Linked DNA regions of Homo sapiens: region 2 is linked to region 1. A link is a loop called in an ENCODE intact Hi-C map of the cell type or tissue named here. Cell type or tissue: endothelial cell of umbilical vein. All regions are shown on one strand.

Region 1 (2,500 bases):
AAATAAAAATATCTGAGGATCACTAGTTTATGGAAATAAATGAGCAAGGGAAAATGTATTAGATGGAAAGGTCAGAATTCATTTCCAGGCAACTGACGATCCAGGGAGGAAGACCAAGAAGGTAGAAGGGCAGCCAAGAGATAGTGGGCAGAATCTCAGCAAACAAAGGAGAGAAGACGAAGAGGCAGTCTGCAGTGTCCAGTACCGCTTCAAGGCCAAGTAATAGCGTATTTCAACATTTGCTGGATCTGACAACTAAGAGATTCTTGGAGCAAAACATTACTGTGGAGGATGCAAAAGCCAGGTGCAGAGGGCCAAGGAGTCACACACTGGCTACAACAAAGGAGAAGGAACAAGAGCCAGTGGGACACTAGCTTGAGGAAGAGTTTGGGGCCAAGGGACAGACGAAAGATGAGGAGGTAAAGAAGTAATTACTGCGAGGAATTCACAAACTTGAGTGTAGATTAGGCTCCCCCGGCGAAACAGGATACAAGTGGGCTTCTGGCCCCATCCCAAACCCAATAATCAATGTTTCCCAAGTTGGCCTCAATCCACCAGGGACCCTGACGATCACAGGAACCACTGAGTGAGGCGGCGTTTCTCATAGTGTGGTTCCTGGGACACTGGCAGTTTCCTGAGTCTATCCTAGGCCTCCTGATTGAGAATATCCCAGAAAGGTCCTGGGAAGCTGCTTACTGAAGACTCCAGGTCATTCTGATACAGCCAGCTTAGCTCCCTGAAAATCATAAACTCTAGACCCTTGTGGCTCAAAGTGTAGACCTCAGACCAGTGCATCAACAGTCACCTGGGGGGTTGTTTGAAATTCAATCAGCCTTACCCCACATACCTACTGAGCCAGACTCTGCATTTTACCAAGACCCCCATGCCTTTTGAATGCATATAAAGTTTGAAAAGCTCTGGACTGCAATACAGGGAGGATTTGGGGAGTGAAGGGAGAGGTATCGTGTACCCTCCTGCCAGACATATTTAGTGGAGAGTGCCCTGAGAATGCTTGCTGCTAATTTTAACAGGAGATAGCAAAGTGTTCCTCAAAGAAATCTCCTTCAAGGTTCTGATGCTTCAAGCCACTGCTGCACCCTTCAGGGCTGAGGAGCTAAGTCAATCATGATTTCAGACATTTAAAATGCAATATCTTTTTGCGGCAATGGGAAAGTATTGCACTTTATGCATTCCGAGAGCTCCAAGTGAATCCTGAAAACCTCCTCCATACAGACCTGCCGTGGTGTGCACTTACCCACAGGGGGCAGCACAGCAGAGTGGTTCAGTGGCTCAACTCAAGCCAGAATGTCTGCTTTCAAAACTTGGCTAGGCCACCCAAGTGCCTCAGCCAGTTACTTAACTTCTCTAAGCCTCAACTCTCCAACTGTATAATGGGGATACTAGCAGAACTTAGGTGATGTGAGGACTGAATGAGATCATCCATGCAGAGCATTGGGCACAGTGCCTATTATATAAAATTCAGTTGCTGTTTAAAGGCAGGCTGTCAGCCAGGTGCGGTGGCTCACACCTGTAAACCCAGCACTTTGGGAGGCCGCGGCGGGTGGATCACAAAGTCAGGAGTTCGAGACCAGCCTGACCAACATGGTGAAACCCTGTCTCTACTAAAAATACAAAATTAGCCGGGCGTAGTGGCGCATGACTGTAATCTCAGCTACTCAGGAGGCTGAGGCAGGAGAATTGCTTGAACCTGGGAGGCAGAGGCTGCAGTGAGCTGAGATCATGCCACTGCACTCCGGCCTGGGTGACAGAGCAAGACTCTTGTCTCAAAAAAAAAAAAAAAAAAAAAAGGGCAAGCTGTCTGACCCCAGAACCCCTACACTACATGCTCACTTAGAGTCTCTACCATTTTGCATAACCTTAAAGCTACCCAAACTCATTCCTACATGTGCAGGTCCACCTGCAAGAAAAACATTCTGTATTTTCACAAGGAAGAGAACATTCCATTGAAAATTACAGAGGTCTGTAGTTGTAAGGGTGCTTGAAGGTAACATAACAGAACCACTTTATAGATGAGAAAACTACGGCTGAGAAAAGCGAGAGTGCTCACCCACAGCAAGAGTTCATTCTTTGCACCAAAGTATACTAACTAGGAAGACCACAGGCAAGTGTCTTTTAGCGCTGTGGTTTCTACCCTGCACACGGGCACTGTGGCTGCACAGGCAATGGCTGAACCAGGGAAGACTGGCCCTTCTGGGCCGATAGTGCCATCTGCCAGTCCCCCAGGCTGTGCTAAGCAGTGGGAGTGCCCCTAGCACCATGGAATTAAATGGAGAAGCCAGTGAGGCTGCCAGGAACCCTCTGTTTCTGAACATGAAAGCCCTTCATTAGCTTCTGCCTCTGGTTTTAAATCCAAGCAAAATATCTGGATACCATGGCTTGAACTGATGATAATAGGCATCTATGCAAGGGCTGAGAGAGAAAGAGAGGGAGGGATAACACTCTCCAAGAGTTCATACCCCTTGGGACCCAAATCAAAAAG
Region 2 (2,500 bases), 430 kb before region 1:
TCTTCATTTGTTTAATGCTTACAAGACAGGAGATGCACACATACAATCAGCAACATAAAAATTAAAAGTGACCCAAGTAGTCAGCGCATGTGGCATCTCATTGGTGGTGACAGAAGCTATGTGAGCCAGAAGTTTTCAGCTCTTTTGAATACCCTCTGGTTTATTTCGATTAAAAAGAACAAAATTGATTTCCTAAAATCAGAATTTTTTAAAACTTGGGAGATGATTGGAGATACCTAGGAGGTCACCAAACTAGGATTAGAAGTCACAGTGGTTGTATCACAACTTAGCTTGAGTATGTTGCTGTAGCCTAACAACTGCAGGTTCTGAGAAGGATCCTGTAGAATCCTGGAAGTAACCAGATTTTCCTAATAGGGAGATGATTTTTTTGTGTGCCATCATGTATTTGTTAAAGGCCTATATATAGATATAAAATATCGTGGAATCTAGTTCTCAGGGAGACCCGCAACTAGTATAAGCTTATAAAGGATCTAAAGATCCATCCACCATTTAAAGTTGTCTGGTAATGAGAGATGACATTGTATCCCCCAGAGAGGCCAAATCAGAGTCGCCAGCCAGCGTTCTAGATCAGCCTTAATTTCAAGAGAAAGCCAAGGACCTCATCTGCAGGGGAGTGTGGTTTTCAGCCCCAGCGAGTGTCACTTTGAACTTTCCCTTTGCTTTTTTCTCTCTTCTCCCTCCCCACCCACCCTTAGGCTCCTGATCTGGTGAGTTTGTTATGGAGTGAAAATAAAAGTCAAGCAGAGACCTTGTTTCCCGTGCCACCATTAGTACCACAAGCTCATGGCTAGTTACCACATTACTTCCTGGCAGTTTGTGTCCCTCAGCTGTGCCTTCCAACCAGCGCCTGAGAATCACTGCATACCACCCTCTAGGTAGGGAAACCTACACTGCTGCTGTTCCTGTGATTATTTTACAATGAATAAATAATTGTCAAGTTCCATTTAAAAACTGAACAGTAGTATTTTTGTATTTGCGTAGAAAAAGCCTGAAGGAAATATACTAAACTTTTTGTTGGCTTATTTTCCTTTGCGCTTGCTTATATTTTTTACATTTTCTACAATAAATGTGTACTTTTATCGGAGAAAAAAATTAAATGTTGCCACAAAACATTTAATCTCCACGCCCCCAGCTCAAAAAAGGAAATGATATTTAAAAGCTTCCTGGTCAGATTTCTATTAAAAGCACTGGCTGTGCATTAGATACAAAGAGGAGTCATTTCCTGCCTTGGTGATACTATTTTTTTCTACTAACTCAAGAGTCTTTATTAAAAAAAAAAGTTGTTTTGCCTAATTTCAGCTTTTAGCAAGCTTCCCATCTGTAAAATGATTTGGACCAGATATTTCTAGAGTCCCCTCCAGCCATAACATTCTGTCTCAAATTAAGTTCCAACCAGCAGAACAATGACAATACTTAGGAAAGTATTTTGCCAGTATAAAATGTCTTTAACTTACTCTTTGCTGACACTGATACTTTCCTCTAATTTAGTGTCTATCAGCTGGGTCACATCTTAAGTAAAATGAGCAATTTTAACCCCCAACATTTGGCATTTTGTCATAAACCAGCCAGTTATTTTATGCTGGTCATTCATCTTGACTACAAAGTAGAATAGTCAAGCTGTCATTCCAAATAGAAAACTTTTTACTTCAATCAGAATTAAGCCTTAACCTGGAAAGTTGGTTTCTTCCTTACATTTTCCCAATCTCCTACTCTATTCTTAAACATGCTAGTTTCACTCAGTTGGGTATACAAGCCTTTGGGCTTTATGTTGTATGTTACTAACCACCTTTTACCATATTTATCTTTTGGCATCATTCTGGGACATTGCTAAATTAAAAAAGAAATTGTTTCCACTTTTTTCTGGAGATGTTCAACTAAAGGTTGTTTTGTTTTGTTTTTTGTTTTGAGACAGTCTCACCCTGACGCTCAGGCTGGAGTGCAGTGGTGCAACCTCGGCTCACTGCAACCTCCACCTCCCGGGCTCAAGCCATTCTCCTGCCTCAGCCTCCCAAGCAGCTGGGATTACAGGCACCCGCCACCACGCCCAGCTAATTTTTTTGTATTTTGAGTAGAGACCGGGTTTCACCATATTGGCCAGTCTCGTCTGGAACTCCTGACCTCAGATGATCCGCCCGCCTCAGCCTCCCAAAGTGCTGGGATTACAGGCATGAGCCACCACGCCCAGCGTCCAACCCACTGTTGGATGAAACTTGCTGCACGTCATACATTTTGCTGTTGGCAAACAAGTCTGAATGTTGATTTGAAGTTTGGTAGTTTATTACTATCTATTGGCAGCAAAGACTGTTTATTGGTATACTACAATATGATTTAACTTTTATTTTGGGGATAAATAGTAGAAAAAAGTGAAACAGAATGAAGGCAGGTGTTTTTTATTCTAATGATGGAATAATACAGAGATACTGGACGATCTCTAGCAGTTAATTATTGTGACCCATATAAAATTATACAGGTCACAGTA

What was found. A loop is a pair of places that touch in the nucleus more often than their neighbours do. Peaks named below come from ENCODE experiments on the same cell type or tissue, not always from the same donor. Only the 100,000 strongest peaks of a DNase experiment are listed, where the experiment ranks them.
Region 2: it touches region 1 in a loop (15-fold over the local background); 10 of 110 quality-filtered maps call a loop at or near these places.

The regions. Positions count from the first base shown.
Region 1 is chr11:36,055,299-36,057,798 of GRCh38, reverse strand. The region is part of intron 2 of LDLRAD3 (low density lipoprotein receptor class A domain containing 3); the gene reads right to left. Among named protein-coding and RNA genes, the nearest start is that of MIR3973, 46 kb to the right of the region's middle. In endothelial cell of umbilical vein, a CTCF peak has its summit at 1,247 (motif pointing right); a DNase peak (open chromatin) is centred at 1,278; H3K27ac peaks cover 808 bases.
Region 2 is chr11:36,486,515-36,489,014 of GRCh38, reverse strand. It overlaps TRAF6 (TNF receptor associated factor 6), which reads left to right. Exons shown (of 7, transcript NM_004620.4): 7 at 1-2,500. Among named protein-coding and RNA genes, the nearest start is that of TRAF6, 23 kb to the left of the region's middle. In endothelial cell of umbilical vein, no CTCF peak of the experiment used is centred here; a DNase peak (open chromatin) is centred at 1,204; H3K27ac peaks cover 1,554 bases.